Regions from separate parts of the Homo sapiens genome. Here region 2 is linked to region 1. A link is a contact called in ENCODE Hi-C or POLR2A ChIA-PET data. All regions are on one chromosome and are shown on one strand. Each heading gives the region's core, a stretch centred on a gene start or an enhancer-like site at or near the end of the contact. The rest is flanking DNA. Distances are from core to core; before and after follow the strand shown.

Evidence for each region. Hi-C counts contacts between places; a loop is a spot of excess contacts on that map. ChIA-PET counts read pairs that join two places held with the same protein, here RNA polymerase II (POLR2A). Pooled maps may share reads with other maps.
Region 2: a map of endothelial cell of umbilical vein shows a loop between it and region 1 (6-fold over the local background). The contact joins two enhancer-like sites. A Hi-C loop is called at or near these places in 2 of 168 maps with a recorded cell type or tissue (Right ventricle myocardium inferior and endothelial cell of umbilical vein) and 5 of 50 pooled maps. POLR2A ChIA-PET finds 5 or more read pairs at or near these places in 6 of 52 experiments (A673, CD4-positive, alpha-beta T cell, MCF 10A and 3 more).

The regions. Positions count from the first base shown.
Region 1 is chr3:43,245,282-43,248,998 of GRCh38, forward strand. No RefSeq gene overlaps it. Among named protein-coding and RNA genes, the nearest start is that of SNRK, 39 kb to the right of the region's middle. Within about 2 kb of position 1,795, at least 6 of the 41 ENCODE cell types and tissues checked have a DNase peak (open chromatin) inside an H3K27ac peak, as active enhancers do.
Region 2 is chr3:43,160,118-43,164,110 of GRCh38, forward strand. No RefSeq gene overlaps it. Among named protein-coding and RNA genes, the nearest start is that of POMGNT2, 56 kb to the left of the region's middle. Within about 2 kb of position 2,159, at least 7 of the 41 ENCODE cell types and tissues checked have a DNase peak (open chromatin) inside an H3K27ac peak, as active enhancers do.

The DNA of each region.
Region 1 (3,717 bases), core at 545-3,044:
TGGGCACCAGTTATATTTCTTGTGGTGCCACCAAAACTCCCAACCTAAAATCATCTTGGGAGAGTGGAAGTTGGGGCCAAAACCCTGGAGAACTGCTATTAAAGCACTGCGGGTGAAAGGGATCCCTTTTAATACCCCCAAGAAACTTCGCTCTTGATTAGTTCTGGGCCAAATAAATCATAGCTGTATTGAACTTTCACCTGAATCAATTTCCTCATGCGAGCCTCTCAATCCTCAGAGAGACATCAACCAACAGAAACGATTCCAGGATGGGGCCAAGCTATTAATAGGTCTTCAGCACGTTGGCAGATGAGGAGCTCTCTAAGGTGGAATCAGAGGCTGAACTAGATCTGCAAACCTCCATAGTTCCTAATATTTGGTCACCTTCTTGTCCCTGCGTTATAATAAGATTTAGATTCAATTTGTCAAAGCCTGTCATTTAGTCCACCTTGGAATTTTCATCTGCAGAACATAGGCAATCACAAATCTTCACCTCCCTCCTTTCCAAGAGGTGAGATTTTGAAATCCTGGTCAATTCACATGTGTGGTAAGTGCTCAGGTGTAATAACAATCATCTGCCTTTAGATCCATTCTCTCACTAAAACCTCACTAAATGCCAGGAGGCTAAGGCAAGTACTACCAGAGTCCCTTTTTATAGTTGAAGCAACTGAGATTCAGAGAGTTGGAGGGGATTTCTCCAAGGTCCTACTGTTGGTAAACAACAGAGCTACATCTCAGCCCTACATGTGTCTAAGTCTTATGCAGTTTCTTTGCATTCAGAGGGTTAACCTAGAGTTGTTGGGCTGGCCTCAGGAGATTGCCTAAAAGAATATATATGTATAGCACATGTATTTTTCTACAAAGGGAGTCCAGAGCTGTCCTGGAATTTTCAGAGATGCAAGACTAAAACATTGTTAAGAACTTTCTGCCTGCTTCATCTGGCATAGAGTATGCATTCAACATTTGTATGCTGAATTGAGGATTCATTGTGAGGGAGCAACAGGAAGATGTGGGTCTCAGGGGGATAACACTATTTATTCAGAAGAGACCCAGTGGAGAATGACCCCCAGGCGGCAGCAGCTGAGGTTCTGGCCGTGGTTACCTAGAGAGCACGTGCAGTGTGCTATGGGTAAACTGGTGGACGGCTAGGCAAATTTTATGATGGATATTTAGTCTGAAACCCAGGACCAATCCAATTCACTTGGAGAGGACACATCACTGTAGAAGTCTATAAAAAGAACCCTGTTGAAAGAGAGAAATTTCTTGCCCCTTTCTGTACTTGGAGTGTAATGACGAGTTTAGGGGTTCCTGAGTCTTCCCTGGATGAAGAGACCCTCTGGTGCTTTTTAAGAAGCAAAGAAACAAAACCTTCCTGGGGAGATACCCTTCACTGGCTGCCCAAGCCTCATCCCAGAGTGAGATAAAGGGGAAGGTTGAACCTCTTGGCCTTATGCAGAGAAGATAAATGAATATGAGGCTTTGGCAATAGAGCTGGAACAAATGTGTTGATCAAGGAGGATCATTGTCAAGCCAGTTTTCATCTCAGCAACTGGACTAGCATTAGAGACACTCATTTGAAAACCTTAAAGAACTCGACATGTATGATGGTGTGGCATCCCATCAGAGATGTGAAGTACAATCAGGACATTTTTATCCTAATGACAGAATATTATGTCCTCCCCTCTTGGTTAACAGGACACATGCTGCTAGAATGTGTAAAATCTGATTCACTTGGGCAGTAAGAAACAAGCATAACAACCCCAAGTCAGGCTGCTAGTTTTGGATGGTTTGGGTCTTTGTGTTTGACAGGATGTGTTTAGAGGAGAGATTTCCGTAGCCACTGAAGCACAGAGCAACCTGGTGCCCAAAGAAGAATGAGAGGAAGCAAGAGCTGTGTGTGTCTCATGGTAAACAATGAGGCCGGAAGCATCCATCTGGAATGCAGTCAAAAACAAAAAACCCTGGCCACTCAGATGCTGGAGCACCAATGCAGCTTTTTGGCAAAACTTTGACAGATGTCAGATATTAAAGAATGCATGTGTGGAAATGAGTTATATGGGGAGAAGTTAGGAACAAGAATTATTAGTAACCAAATAGTGTATGTTTGTGCATGAAAGGTGGGGAGGGCGTCAAAAAGAAGCCCAGAGTCTGTTGCTGGAAATATCCTAAGTTTAAAATTCAGCCCACAATCCATCTCAGTCCCTTTCAGTAGAGTCCTGGCACTGGGCTTGGCTCCTGGCAGCTCTTTGGGGGACCCCAAGAATAATAGCATGGGAAGAAATTTATGACATGTTTCAAGATCGTTGAATGCTTCTTAATCAAGTTATAGTGAGGAGGAGAGGTTCAAGCAGCAGTACTGGCATTATTTTAATTCACCAAGTGGGAAATTATTGAAGCATATTTTATATAATTAGGGTCAAGAATGGATTTGGTGTCATTTAAGGCAAATGTCCTGAACACAAAGCCGATTCAGCTGGCATGATTTCTAGCCTTGAGAACAGCAAGTCTGGCAACAATTAATCAGGCCAGAGGAAACAGTACAGAGACCACTGTTTGGCCACCCTCTGCACAAACCAGGGCAAGGAATTATGGAACTCCAGCAGCTAGCAATAGAAAGGGCCCTCTGGAATACAGCAAAATGTTGTAGGTAATGGCTTGTGTCCGGAACATCTCAGGAAGTTTTATGAATGTTAATTTAATTGTGCAATAGGCAAGGAAAGTCAGTAGTCCTTGTTTTACAAGTGCTAAGCATGCTAAGAGCTAGGTCTCCTTAGGGCTCACCAGGTGTCCTGGAGTGAATTGTCCTGGGGGTGAATTGCTGAGAGATCAAAACAAAAAAAGAAAGAAAGAAAGAAAAAAAGAAACCAACATTATTAACAACACAGCTGATGAGCAGAAACAGGACTTGGAGCAGAACCATGATGCTTAGCACAGATGCATCCATTCAGGACCAAAAAATGTTGTCCTGAGCCTCAAAGCTGTCAAGCTGTGTGCAAGAAAGAATGACAATGAACCCCCCCAAGCAGCCTCATGGCATTCTTGGACTATAAGCCTCTGAGGAGACTGGCTCCCAGCATGCGGAAGTCTGAGGTTCAAGTGTGGTAACAGCTTGCTAGTGGATGCTATGGAGCCAGAGCCAAAAGACACACATGCCACTCACTGTTTATTGCTTTGCTTTTCCCCTTTGGCCACTCCCTGTAGATGCCTCGGGGATAAGACCAGCAGACTTGTCTCCAGGCATATTCCAAGGAAAATGTTGGGAAGCAGAGCACCAAGTTCTATTACATACAACAGAGCAGATAAACAGATGAATGGAGAACGGAAACCTCATAGACACAGGTGACATAGTGTAAGAAGACTCACAATTTCAATGACTCAGACAAGATGGAAGTTGCTTCTCTCTCAGGTAACAACCTGGACATAAATAGTCTTGGGGAAGTATAATGGCTTTATGGTGAAGGGACCCAGACTCCTTCAATCTTGTTTCTCCTCTGTGCCTAGGGCATTGCCCTCATCTAAATGGTCCAAGATAACTCATGACCATCATGGCCACATTCCGATAGGAAAGGAGAAGGAGAGGGCACTCCTGTATCTGGTATGAGAACAACCTGGAAGTTGTACACATCACTTCTACTCACATCCCATTGGTTCGGAAATAGTCATCTGATCACACCCAACTGTAGAGGAGGCTGGGAAATGTAATCTCTTTTTTTTTTC
Region 2 (3,993 bases), core at 909-3,408, 85 kb before region 1:
ACTTAGAATCAAGGGTCATAAAACCGAATATAATCTGGGAAGACAGATTAATTTTTGTTATAGTAAAAACTGCTTCTCACAAAGGAATGCTGAAACATGGACACATGCGCTTCCGGAACCCAAAATGTTCACAGTAATTATGTCACGGTGCCTTTTCTTCCTTTTTTCCTTATTTGTATTTTTTCAGTCTTTTTTTTTTTTTTTTTTTGACGGAGTCTCGAACTGTTGCCCGGGCTGGAGTGCAAAAGCACGATCTCAGCTCACTGCAAACTCTGCCTCCCGGGTTCAAGCACTTCTCCTGCTTCAGCCTCCCAAGTAGCTGGGATTACAGGCACCCACCACCATGCTCATTTTTTGTATTTTTTTTTTTTTTTTTAGTAGAGATGGGGTTTCACTATGTTGGCCAGGCTGGTCTCGAACTCCTGACCACATGATCTGCCCTCCTTGGCCTCTCAAAGTGCTGGGAATACAGGCGTGAGCCACTGCCTCCGGCCCAGTCTTTCTACAAAACATGTCATACTTGTATAATAAAAATATTTTTAAAATTCACTAAAATAAGGGGGGAAAACAAATAAAAGGCAAATCCAGTTAAGTGTACTATATCTGGTATGTTACAGGATGATAATAGATGTTTCGTGAAGAACTAGTCCAGTGATGAAATAAGTTGGGAAACATTGAGTTAAACAAAGCTAATTGGATTTATTCCCTGCAGGACTTCTCAGAGCCTTTAATATCCTGGTGGGCCTTATGATCTTTAAGAGGGTGCTATACCTAGTGATGTTACCAGGCTTATCTCATCTCTGAATCCCCATTCTGAGGAATATCTCTCCAGACTGATTATCTGTGGAACACTCTGGAAAACCCTGTTGCCAAGCTCTGACCATGTGCAGAATCAGGGAAATGCTCAGGTCTCATTAGGCCAAGTTCTAATATGATCTGCAGAGTTGAATGAAGCCTTGTTAGGTTGGGAAATTTGAGACCACATCAGCTATTAAATGAGAAACACTGCTGAGATCTCACTGGCAAATTAAGACATGTGGCCAGGTCAATTATGGATTTTCCAATTACAAGATTTGGAAAGGTAGAAAGACATTCCTGGGCATTTGGTTAGTAGGATCACTGAGCTTTTGGTTCAGCACGGATGATAAGACTTGGATAAACAGAGGGAATTCCCTGAACCCCAAGGGAATGAAATATTGTGTTAGCTTATTTTGTGTTGTTATAAAGGAATACCTGAGACTGGGTAATTTATAAAGAAAAGAAGTTTATTTGACTCACAGTTCTGCAGACTGTACAAGAAGCATGGAGCCCACATCTGCTTGGTTTCTGATGAGGCGTCAAGAAGCTTTTAGTCATGGCAGGAGGGAAGGGAAGCCAGCATGTCACAGGGCGAGAGAGTGAGCAAGAGAGGGAGGAAGAGGTGCCAGCCTCCTTTAAATAGCCAGCTCTCCTGTGAACTAAGATTGAGAACTCATTCATTACCATGGGGAGGGCACCAAGCCATTCATCAGGGATCTGCCCCCTTGACCCCAACACCTTCCACTAGGCCCCACCTCTAACACTGCGGATTACATTTCAACATGAGATTTGGAGGGGACAAACATCCAAACCATATTAAATATACTTGCAAATAAAACAGTCCAAAGAAGCATAAAAGGGATAATGGAGAGTGGGATCAGTGGACAGATCAGGGCTCCCTATATGCACTCAAGCCTCACCAGCACAAGGGCTGGGCCTCCAACTGCCAAATCTGCATCTCTTTGCCTGAGGGCTCCCTCTGGCCATTGGAGCCCGCAATGAGCAGCAGGCCAGAAATGCATAAGCACTGATGTGCGGCAGCTTGAAACCAGTGACTGGTGGGAACTGGCGAACAAACACCCCAGAGCATCCCACCTTGTAGGCAGGATGGTCCTGATGTGCACTGGCTGCAATGGCTCCCGGAATTCCTCAAAGGCTAAATCTCCAGATGCCCATAGTGGCCCCTGGTTTGATAACACACCGTTGGTTGCCTGCCTTCCTGTCTCTGTCTTACTTTCCCTAGGAAACAAGGTAAGTTCTGCAGGAGTTTCTACTCTGGCTAGAAAGCCTGATTTCCTGGGTTTTCATGATTCTTCAAGGCGAGATTTGTACCACTGCAGTGAGTTAAGAACAGTTTCATTTTATTTCTGACAGAGGGCAGCATTTCGTTTTCTTTCACAGAGAGATGTATTCCTGGGCTTGCAAATGACTCTAGCTCAAAATAAAGAAAAACAAATTGAAATAAGGATTTTAATCACTGTGAAGGGAATGAAAGGCTGTGTCAGCGTTTCCATGGTAAGTGCCGTCTTTCAGGGATTTATCATCCCAGCTGTAAAAATATGCTTTATGCTAGGATTTGGCAAGAGCAACCCTCAGTCACTTAAAACCTATATATTATTAAAGATTCTACTTTCAGTCAAGTCAGAAACGTGACTCTGTATAAATGCCACAGAATGCTCCTCTGACCCTTGTGACTGCCAACTGCTGCCTGCCACATTCCCTGCCAAACCAGCTCAGCACTGAGAAGTGGCAAAGGCACAGCAGCTGGACCTCCCCAGAGGATGCTTTGCGTTCTGGAAATGGTTCCGCTGAGGAAGAGGGCCTGGTTCTTTGTGGAGGCTAAGTGCGGCCTTTTGGGGTCTCCTGCCTAGGGGTCTGTAGGTGGCTGTTCTCTGAGCACTGGCTCACTTGCTCCCTCTCCCGCATCCCAGGTCCCAGGGCTACTCAAGGGGAAGGGGATGTGTCAGCACAGCCACACATCACCCTTGGCCCCTTGGCTCGGGATGCCGAAGCCACTGCAGACAGCATAAGTGGAAGAAACTCAGGTTGAGCTGACAGGAAGTGTTAGACTTGTGCTGATTTTACCTGGCAACCCGAACTCCCGTGGTGTGAGGGGAAGAAAGGCAGCTAGGTCAAGTTAGCAGCCAAAAGAGAAAGCAAAACAGGGCTCAGTCTGAATTTTTATGTCACATCACATAAAAGCCACCTCTGCTTGGCTTTAAATAAGACCAAATTTGCAGAAACTGGTATGTCCTTTATTCGAAATAGGGTTGTGGAGGTGGGGCGGGGGGCTCTTTATGATAAGAGCAGAATGTCACTTTTTACGACCCAAGATGAATCCTTAGTGTGGTGCCAGTGGTGTTTATCAGGTCTTAGGCATTAGCAATTTAATCTTTCCCCTAACACAGCAAGTGGTGCATACTCTGATTTCCATTTTCAAAATGAACAAATCGACACCCAGAGCTTAAGGAATTCACCCTTATGAAGGTCTCATGGAGAGTCAATAAGGAGCAGGCACTTAAAGGCATATCTTTCTGACTCTAAGTCATGGGGCTCCATATATTGCACTTGGGAGCAGGCACAAATTCTTCTCCCAGGAAACAGTGCAGGAGCAGGGTTCCAGGGTTCCACCAGCCCATCTCCTCACCCATCCCCAGGTGGTGGGCATCCTGGCACAGTGCTCAGTGTGCCCCAGCCCTAGCAGATTTCCTGCTGTTGAGATAGACAATGGCTGCAGAGGGCAGGGCTAGGAGCAGTGGCTAAACTCTAAAGCGTTTTGATTGCTAACATTTTTTGAGTGGTTACTGTCTATCAGTCACAGTTGGAAGCACTGTATATCTGTTACCTCTCTTAGAACCACTCCCAGCAACTGTCTGAGGTAGGTAATAGCATTGTCCCCATTTTATAGGTGAGGAAACTGAGGAGCAGAGAGCTTAAATAACTTGCCCAAGGTCACATAGCCAGTAGAAAGTGGAGGTGGGATTCAAGCTCAGGCAGCTTGACTCCCCAGACCAAACTGAGGACTGGTGTCCTGTGTGGGTAGCAGGAGGTGAGGGTTGAGGAGGGTGCACTTCACCAACCTCTGAATATTCACGCAGGGGCTAGGTGTTCATTGGTAACCCAATCATAAGTGGCTGGGCTGGACAGGACTTCAAGCCAGCCAGTCCCGCCTCTCATCTTCCTGTTGACCGTGTT